Regions from separate parts of the Mus musculus genome. Here region 2 is linked to region 1. A link is a loop called in an ENCODE intact Hi-C map of the cell type or tissue named here. Cell type or tissue: left cerebral cortex. All regions are shown on one strand. Links, peaks and the distances in the headings refer to the core of each region. The heading gives the core; the rest is flanking DNA. Region 1 has its middle 17 kb from the start of Lonrf3. Region 2 has its middle 53 kb from the start of Gm42406.

Evidence for each region. A loop is a pair of places that touch in the nucleus more often than their neighbours do. Peaks named below come from ENCODE experiments on the same cell type or tissue, not always from the same donor. Only the 100,000 strongest peaks of a DNase experiment are listed, where the experiment ranks them.
Region 2: a loop joins it to region 1, with 2.5 times the contacts of the local background. A loop is called at or near these places in 2 of 42 quality-filtered maps.

The regions. Positions count from the first base shown.
Region 1 is chrX:36,308,301-36,313,690 of GRCm38, reverse strand. No RefSeq gene overlaps it. Among named protein-coding and RNA genes, the nearest start is that of Lonrf3, 17 kb to the left of the region's middle. In left cerebral cortex, for the core only: no CTCF peak of the experiment used is centred there; a DNase peak (open chromatin) is centred at 2,061.
Region 2 is chrX:36,246,788-36,252,177 of GRCm38, reverse strand. No RefSeq gene overlaps it. Among named protein-coding and RNA genes, the nearest start is that of Gm42406, 53 kb to the right of the region's middle. In left cerebral cortex, for the core only: no CTCF peak of the experiment used is centred there; a DNase peak (open chromatin) is centred at 2,575.

The DNA.
Region 1 (5,390 bases), core at 150-5,149:
AAAATCAGTAGCCTTCCTATACAAATAGCAAATGGACCGAGAAAGAAATCAGGGGAATAATTCTATTCACAACAGCTTAAAAAATATCTTGAAATAAATCTAACTAAGGAATTGAAAGACATGTGTGTTATGGAAACCTTAAGGCATCAATAAAGGAAATTGGAGAATATGGAAATATATCCCACATTCATGGATTGGCAGGATAAATATTGTGAAAATGGAACCCTATCAAAAGCAATCTACATACTCATCTCCATAAAATTCCCAACACAAATTTTCACAGGAGTGGGAAACTAATTTTAAATTTCATATGAAAACACAGATTTGAGATATAAAAAAAACCCTAAAAAATAAAAAAGCGGCTGATACTATTCCAGATTTTGTTATATTAGAAAATTACAGTAATAAAAAACAGCATGTTAGTGACATAAAAACAGACTCATAGAGCAATGGAATAGAAAGGAAATATGTTTAAACTCATTGGCATAGAAAAGGACTTCCTGTTTTTTTAAGGTTTTATTTTTTTATTTTGTTTTGTTTTTTAATTAGGTATTTATTTCATTTACATTTCCAATGCTATCCCAAAAGTCCCCCACCCACTCCCCCACCCACCCACTCCCACTTCTTGGCCCTGGCGTTCCCCTGTACTGAGGCAGATAGAGTTTGCACGACCAATGGGCCTCTCTTTCCACTGATGGCTGACTAGGCCATCTTCTGATACATATGCAGCTAGATACATGAGATCTGGGGGGTACTGGTTAGTTCATATTGTTGTTCCACCTATAGGGTTGCAGATCCCTTTAGCTCCTTGGGTACTTTCTCTAGCTCCTCCATTGGGGGCCCTGTGATCCATCCAATAGCTGACTGTGAGCATACACTTCTGTGTTTGCTAGGCCCCGGCATAGTCTCACAAGAGACAGCTATATCTGGGTCCTTTCAGAAGATGGAAAGATCTCCCATGCTCATGGATTGGCAGGATCAATATAGACTTCCTGGTTTTTTAAAAAAAACATTTTAAATAATTTTCACAGTCCAGTCGTTATCCCCCTCCTGTTCTGCCCTCCAACAGTTCCTCATCCCATTCCTCCTCCCCTGTCTCCAAGAGGATGTCCCTACTCCTTACTCTCCCACCCCACCAGACCTCACCACTCCCTGGGGCCTCAAGTCTCTTGAAGGTTAGCTGCATCTTCTCTCACTGAGTCCAGACCCAGCTGTCCTCTGCTGTATATGTGTCTGGAGCCTTGGACCAGTCAGTATATGCCATATGGTTGGTGGCTCGGTGTCTGAGAGATCTCAGGAGTCCAGGTTAGTTGAGACTACTGGTCTTCCTATGGGGTTGTCCTCCTCCTCAGCTTCTTCCCTTCTTTCCCTAATTCAAGCACAGGAGTCTCTGGCTTCTGTACATTGGTTGGGTGTAAGTATCTGCATCTGTCTCAGTCAGCTGCTTGTTGGGCTTCTCAGAGGACAACCATGCTAGGCTCCTGTCTGTAAGCACACCACAGCATCAGTAATAGTGTCAGGCCCTGGAGCCTCCCCTGAGATGGGTCCCAATTTGGGCCTGTCACTGGACCGCCTTCCCTCAGTCTAGAAAAGGACTTTCTGAACAGGTCCCCAATAGTGCAGCCATTAAGACCAACAATAAATATGTGAGATCTCATGAAACCAAAAGTTTCTGTACAGCAAAGGATACTATAATTTGAGTGAAGAGAGAGACAGCCTATAGAATAGGAAAAAAAAAAACTCTACTAACTATACAGAGGGTTACTTAGACTATATAAAGAACTAAAATAAAACAAAAAAGAAACAAACCCCCCTAAATATCAAGAAAAAAAAATCCCAATTAAAAAATGGAACCAAATAAGTTTCTAAGAGAAAAAATACAAATGGCTAAGAAATGGTTGTTGTCTTTTTAAAAATGCTCAAGGTCTCTAGCAATCAGGGAAATGCAAATGAAAACTACTGTGAGATTTCATCTTACCCAGTCAGAATGGCTGAGATCCAAAAAAACAAATGACGACAAATGCTGGCATGGATATGGAGAAAGAGGAACACTTACTCACTGCTGGTGGGAGTGCAAACTGGTGCAGCCACTATGGAAATCAGTGTGGAGGTTCCTCAACAAAACTAGAAATAGATCTGCCACGTGATCCAGCTCCATCACCCTCAGGCACATACGCAAAGGACTCTGTATCCTACTATACAGATGCTTGTATCCCCAATCTACTGCTCATCTCCTCTCTGTCTCCATAGTTTTTCCACCCATGGACATTGCAAATTAGTGGAACAATATAGTATATGGTCTTCATACACAATATAATATTTGCAAGGTTGATCCATGTTGTGGTATGTATTTATTCCTTCTTTTGGTTAAATAATATTGCATTCTAAAAGTAAAGCACAATTTGTTTACACACTCATCAGCTGATGGGCATTTGTGCTGCCTCTACTTTGTAGTTATTGTTATTGGTAATGGGTTTTGAACCTAAGACCCTGCGTGTGCTAGGCAAGTAGCCTACCACTTAGTTATATCTCCACACACATCCCTGCTTTTTAAAATTTGTGACAAAGTGACCCAGGCTAGCTTGGGTCACTTTATCTCAGCTTTAAAATCACTCTATCTCAGGATGACAGTGAACTTGAATCTTTCTGCCTTGGCCTCTGAAGTAGCTACAAGCAAGAGCCTGAGCTACCCAGGCTGATGTTGAGTCTTTTTACATGTTCACTGTCTATTTGTATAACTATCTTCCCTAGGGAATGTCTATTCAGATACCTGGAAAATATTATATGTTTATTAATTTTGAATCCTTAGTGATATAGCTAGCACTCCTTTACATTAATGATAAGTTGACATTTTTTTCTCCCGTTGTATAAATTGTGATTCTATTTTCGTCATGGTTTTACTTCAAGCAGGAACTCAAGGCAGGAAGCTTGAGGCAGGAACTGAAATAGAGAACATGAAGGAATGCTGCTTAGTTGGGCTGCTTACTTTCTTATGCCATTCAGGATCACTTCTTCCCAGTGATGGCACCACCCACAGTAGTATGTGCATTTCCTGCTCCCACATCAATCACTAATAAGATAACGTCACACAGTTTACTTATAGGCCAGTCTTCTTCTTCTTCTTCTTCTTCTTCTTCTTCTTATTATTATTATTATTATTATTATTATTATTATATGTAAGTACACTGTAGCTGACTTCAGACACACCAGAAGAGGGCGGCAGACCTCATTATGGGTGGTTGTGAGTCACCATGTGGTTGCTGGGATTTGAACTTAGGACCTTCAGAAGAGCAGTCGGCGCTCTTAACCACTGAGCCATCTCACCAGCCCCTTATAGGCCAATCCTATGCAGTTCTTCAATTATAGCTCCCCTTTAACAGGTAACTCTAGCTTGTGTCAAGTGGATAGAAACTAGCCAGCACATTTTTATAGGTGGTTTGAGACATAGTCCAACTTTCTCCTTTTAACATGTGGCTGTCCAACTTTTCCAGGCTTATTTGTTTTTTCCTCAGTGAATGGTCTTGACATTTTTTCAACAAATACTCATAGATATATGGGTTCTTAATTCTATTGTATTGAGTTGTATAGCTATCCTTATGCCCTTATCACACTAGTTTACTATAGCTTTGTAGTAAAACGTGAAAACAAGAAGTGATACTTTTGTTTTTTCCCTCTAAAATACAGTTGAGTGTCATTAAAGTCAGAAAGAAAATTGTTTTTGTAAAGAATAAAGCACTCCCAAGAGTGTGAATGTGGCTTCCCAAAAGAAGAGCTGTCTGTCTTTCAAGTGTGCTAGTGATGATTAGATAAGAGGATTCTGGAAACTCTTTCAAATTCCATTGCTCAAGTGATTTTCAAACTCAATCTCAATTCTTACTAACATGCTAACTATGCATAATCATGAATTTCATTGACACTGTCACAAATGGGTATAATATATTTGGTTACATTCACTATTACCTTCTTTTGTTCCCTTCCCAATCCCACTGAAGCCCTTCCCAACCATTGTTCCTTTTTACTTTTATATGTTTTTTACCTTTTTCTTTACTTTATTTCTTTTGCTTCCATGAGTGGGACAATTTCTCAATAGCAATACTGAAGAAAACGCTTCTTTCTCTTCCAGTGGCCATTAATGGGCAACACCTCCTCAAGGCGAGGTGGGGCTATGTGAGCCCCTCCCTCCACCATGATGAAACATTGAGAATCCCCATCTAGTGTAAGTCCTTTGCATGTAATCACAGCTGCTGTAAGTTCACAGGTGGACCTAATGGCTATGCCATGCCCAGATGGCAGCCTTCCACAACACTTCTTACCTTGCTTTCTTGCTTTCAGTCTTTCTGTCCTGTCATGTGCAATGTTCCTTGGGTGGGTGTGGTTCAGGTGATATGCTCCTGCTTAGGGTTGAGCATCCACTAGTTACTTATTCTGATCACTCTGATCAGTTATGAATCACTGCAGTAACTGACACCCTGGATGGGGAAGAAGAAATTCTTTTCTGGCCAAGAGTGACAGCGGCAGCATTCTATGCACATAAAAGTATTTAGAAGGCAGTTTGACAAGTCCAATCAATTAGTTAAACAACAGTAGCCACTTCCCCATTAGGACACATGACTTCTCCAGTCACAGGCTTTCTTTGACCAACTTTGCAGCATTAATCATGAATTCCCTCCACAGGCACATCTTGCCTGGCAATAGGTGTTATAGCACAGGATCTACAGGTGCTTGAGACTGGTGATGTCCTTTCTCCCTTAGCAGCTATGCAACCAAAGTGTGGTGTATGGTTTCCTTAGCAAAACAGTCTTACCACCAAGTTCTGCCAGGCAACCAACAGCAGTGGCAATAGCCTATATTGATGTGGGGGACCTGCAAGCCTCCTTGACTAGCAACTCACAGAGAGACAGCCAATCCCTACCACTGGGATTTTCATTTACTAGTCCTATTACTTCCTGGTGCAGTTTTCCCCCCAGGAAAAGTGCATCTGTTTAAGCTCTTCTTTGATTTATTTTGTAATTGGCTTACAAAGTAGCAGATTTACTTATGACTTTTTCATACATGCTTAGTTTTCATTTAGCTTGTTCTCCACCCCTTTCTCCCCTCCCATATCCACTTAAACCTTTCTATCCTTAGTATAACCCCACCACCACCACCACCAATTTAACATCATGGGTGTTCTACTGCCCTTTTCTAGCCTGTCTCTTTCTCCAACTCTCATGGCCCCTTTCCAACTTCCTCACCTCTACATACACTCATAGCTAGAATCCATATACAAGAGGGTACATGTGATATTTGTCTAAGCCTGAGTTACCAACGTAATATATTTTCCAATTCCATGTATTTTCCTGCAAATTTCTTAATTTCCGTTTTTCTTTACAGCTAAATAAAATTCTATT
Region 2 (5,390 bases), core at 268-5,267, 62 kb after region 1:
GTTGAGTCTAGATGGAAGAAACAACTATCTCCTTAGTCACCACCATCATCTCTTACTTGCTGCAGGAGTCTCCTCCCTGGCCTCTTTACTTCCAATCTGCACACAACGTCCAGAGCCAATGTTTAAATATGCAAATCTTCAATAAATATAAATAAATTTGGGGGATAAATAAAGGAATATCTTGAAAAGCATAATTAGTCTAGAACACTACACATTAGTTTAACATGCAAGAAACAAAAAAAAAGTCAAGATGCATTGAACAAAAAACCAAGTGATTACATTTCCTAAGGTGGCTACAGTAAACAAGTAATGGGAGATGGCTCAGTCAGTGAAATACCACACAAGCATGAGGACCTAAATTTGAGCTTCCAGCAAGGCATGGTGTCACATGCTTATAATACCAACTCTGTGGAGGCAGAGACAGGTGTCTTTCTGGGGCTTGCTGCCCAGCCGGCCTAGACTAATTAGTGAGACCCAGGTCCTAGTGAGAGACCCTGTCTCAGAAACAAGGTTAATGTCATCTAAGGAATAACATCTGAGGTTGTCCTCTGGCCTACACACACACACACACACACACACATACACACACACAGAGCACATACATGCCTAAATTCATACATACACACATATAAATAATGGTGTATTCATATACATACCCAAAGACAGTAACAAATGTTGAGAATGTAAAGAGATTAGAACTTTAATGAATTAGTATATAATGGTTCTGGTACTTTGAAAAACAGTCTATCAGTTCTTCCTATTGTTTAATATAGCGCTATATAACCCAACAATCCCATTGCTAAGGAAATGCTCAATAAATAAGAAAATGCATAATTTCTAAAAGATTAACATTTTATAGTAGTAAAAATGTGAAAATGACCACCAACTGAAGAATGAAAAACTGAACATAGTACTAGTAATATGGTGTGTGTGTGGGGGGGGGTGTGGGTGTGACAGAGGGGGAGGGAGAGGGAGGGGGAGGGAGAGGGAGAGAGAGAGAGAGAGAGAATATGACTCAACAATAAAAAACAATGAAGTCTGGCTCAGCTACAACATGGACTTTGAAAATAAAGACAGTCAGAAAACAATACACATTGGCACAGGATAATTCTTTTTTTTCTCTTTTTTTCTAATTTCTTTTTCAAAATGTTAATTTTTATTAGATATTTTCTTCATTTACATTTCAAATGCTATCCCCTTTCCTAGTTTCCTCTCCACAAGTACCCTATACCCTCCCCCTGCCCTGCTCCCCAACCCACCCACTCCTGCTTCCTGGCCCTGGCATTCCCCTGTACTGGGGTATATAATCTTCGCAAGACCAAGGGCCTCTCCTCCCACTGATGGCAGACTAGACCATCCTCTGCTACATATGCAACTAGAGACACAGCTCTGGAGTGTACTGTATAGTTCATATTGTTGTTCCTCCTATAGGGTTGCAGACCCCTTCAGCTCCTTGGGTACTTTCTCTAGCTCCTCCACTGGGGGCCCTGTGTTCCATCCAATAGATGACTGTGAGCATCCACTTCTGTATTTGCCATGCATTGGCATAGCTCACAGGAGACAGCTATATCACAGTCCTTTCAGCAAAATCTTGCTGGCATATGCAATAGTGTCTGGGTTTGGTGGTTGTTTATGGGATGGATCCCCAGGTGGGGCAGTCTCTGGATGGTCCTTCCTTCTGTCTCTGCTACGAACTTTGTCTCTGTAACTCCTTCCATGGGTGTTTTGTTCCCCATTCTAAGAAGGAATGAAGTGTCTACACTTTGATCTTCCTTCTTCTTGAGTTTCATGTGTTTTGCAAATTGTATCTTGGGTATTCTAAGTTTCTGGGCACTTATTAGTGAATGCATGTCATGTGTGTTCTTTTGTGATTGGGTTACCTCACTCAGGATGATATCCTCCAGATACATCCATTTGCCTAAGAATTTCATAATTTCATTGTTTTTAATAGCTGAGTAGTACTCCATTGTGTAAATGTACCCCGTTTTCTGTATCCATTCCTCTGTTGAGGGACATCTGGGTTCTTTCCAGCTTCTGGCTATTATAAATAAGGCTGCTATGAACATAGTGGAACATGTGTCCTTTGTACTTAGATTGAAGCAGGAGGATCAAGAGTTTGAAAGCAGCCTGGGATATTTATTGAGTTTCAGATCATCTTGGACTACTTAGTAAGACCTCTGTTTTAAAAAAAAACACAAAAAATATAGAATAGCAATAAAGACAGAAAGTAGATTAATATGGTTAGGCTGAGAAGATATCTTCAGGGGTTATAGCTAAAGTGTACAGGGTTTCTTTTTGAGTTGATGAAAATGTTCTATAAACTTACCATGGCCCTATATTTGCTCATATTCATGAATGTATTTAAATAATTGAACTACAGACTTTAAATGTGTGAATTGTATGTTATGTGAGTTATACCTCAATAAAGCTGTTTTTGAAAGCAAGTAATAGAATAATGCATGGACTGGGAGCTCATTTATATAAAAACCACAAGTACATATGCATGTAATATAAACATTTGTCAGTGTATGCAAATATATAGAACATGATTTGGAAGGAAAACCACCCATCTGTTAGCACTGGTTACTTTTGGAGGGAGAACTGGGATTGCCTTCTGCAGCATCCTTCTTTCTCTCCCTCCTACTCTGCTTGTTCTCCCAAGTTCCTTTGCAGGCATTCCTTCCTCCATTTACCCCTTTAGAACCCACATTTGATTCTCCTGGATTTCCCCAAACCTCATTTATATTCTGATTCACTCGTTCAATGAATATCCATTAAAAACCTACTAGGTACTCTGGTGGATATTAGATACACAAGGGCAAAGCAAATAATGCCACCAGTTTCATGGAGCTTACCATCTGGTGGTGGTAAAGAGATATAATAAAGAACACCTTGATCTATTATATGGCATTTCAAATACTATTAAATGATAGGAATACAATAAAATGGTGATGAGACACTGACCAAAGTAGGGTTTCCTCATTGAGAGAAAGCCTCTCTGAGGAGCCAACACAAGCTGAGACAAAGACAATGAGAAAGAAGGTGAGAGGAAATCATTTTAGGCAGAATGCCAAAGGGATTTCAACAGCGATTGTATCTTATTATATCTATGAAAAGAGCTTAGGTGCCACACAAAATAGAACTGGAAGCTTTTGGAAGCTTCTGATGCTGGGAGATTAATATGGGTAGATTTGCATATTTAAACATTTGGTTGGGATATTGCATTCAGATTGGAAATAAAGAGGCTAGGGAGGAGACTCCTGCAGTGAGCAAAAGAGATGACTAAGGGGATACACTGGAGTAGAGGACTATGAAATCAGTTCCCCGGAGATAGAGCAGGATTTGGTGATAGTTTGGATGTAGAGGATGAGGGCCAGTCACAACAAGTGTCAGAAATTTGTAGTCCCAGGATTTAGGAGGTAAAGGCAGGAGGATAAAGAGTTGAAAATAGTCCTTAGCTACACAGAAAACTTGAAGTCAGCCTGGTCTGCCTGAGACCTTGTCCCAAAACAACAAACAGCAACAAGAACAAATGTGGTTTCATGGTATTCACAGTAAAGTGGAAAGTCTTCAAGCTAATTGATAAGATCTTTCAAGTGCTGCTTCTGGCGGACCTCTCCAACCTCATCTCCCACCTGCATCCTCTCATAGTATACAAACCAATTTATCAATTACTATTCTCGTCCTTTGAACTCAACCCGCATTCATATTTGAAGACATTCACCTGCAATGCAGCACCAGCACACCATGTTTTCCTCCAGCTCTACAGAAAACACCAGACTGCCCTCAAATCAATGAACTTGATCTTTCTTAATGTTCCCCCAATGTTCTCACATACTTCTATCTTTGTTGTCTGTAACACTTCTCTGTGCTTTCCTGTCTATGTCTTTTTCTCCAAGAATCAGCTTAATGAGGGCAAGGAGAGCACATACTGTTTTTCTGGCACCTAATATAGTACAAAGTCTTTATAAACCCAACATGCCTCAACCGAGTACCAGTTTAAGTCCTTCTCTAAGTGCCTTAGGTATTTATCCACCTAATCTTTATAATAACCCTATGAAGTATATACTTTTGGAATGCCCAGCTGATAAAGAAATAGAGACATAGAGATATTATGCAATGTGCTCAAGGTCACATGGTGAGTAAATAAGGCTTACAAGCCAGGATATAATTCCAGAGTCCATGGATATAACCATCACCAGTCTCTCAGTACAGAGTCAATGAATGAAACCTGGCTTGGTGGTATCAGACTGTGAACCCAACACTCAGTATTTATATGCAGGATGATCAGGAAATCAAGGCCATCCTTGGTAGTGAATTTTTAGCCAGTGTAGAATACTTGAGCTTTGTCTCAAGAACACAGTCTGTTCAATAAATAGAAAATGGAAAAAGTGAAGCACATAATTTTCCCCATAGTAATATTCTGACTTTGGAATTTCATCTTTTCTTTAATTTCAAAATCACATTTATTTCAGACTTCAGAACACAATAAGACTGCAAAAAAAAAAAAAAGAAAAAAATCCTTTGTTATAGAAGTCACTGAGAGCCAATGTCACTACCCTCATACCTGTGGCACCAAGAAATGGGCTGAAATGTTCACTGACTATAGAAGTACATGAAATAAGATGGGATTTAAAATTATAACATTAAAATTCATAATAGCAAACATTTACTGAGAGCTACATTTATGCCAAACATTTTGTTAATTATGAGAATTTTCAGATTTAATCTTTCCAACAGTCCTGTGATATAGGCAATGTTAAGATATCCATTTTTTTTAACAAGGAAAAACAGTTTCAATGAGATTGGGTGACTTGTTCAAAGTTTCAGAGTTAGTAAGAATCAAACTAGAATTTATGCTGGGGACTTCTTAACTGTAGATATTTGTTCATTGAACCACTATGGTAGATTGTTTTTCACCTGAGACACTAGAGCTATACCACTCCAAAGACATCTACCAGCCACATGTGGCTACATAAATTTAAAATATAAAATTAGAACAAAATATGAATGCCTCATGCATATGAATTACATATCTAGTGCTCATAATGAATCTTCAGATACGTGTGTTTCATTTGCAACACTCATAGGTGTCAGGTAATTAGCAAGGGGTTATAGGAGGGATTTCATTTTAAAATTTTCTTTTCATACACAAGACTTTTTTTTTAATCATGCTTTCTCCTACAATTTCTCTCAGATCCTCCCTGCCTCTCTACCCACCCAATTTCATATTCTTTCTACTTCTCCCTCTCCTGTCTCAAAATCAAAACAAAAACCCAATAAGACAAAATGCCCAGATTAAACAAACAACCAAAAAGTCTCACATGAAAAGAAATCCCACAAAATGAATTTTGTGTTAGCCAACTACTCCTAGTATAGGGCCTGCTCTG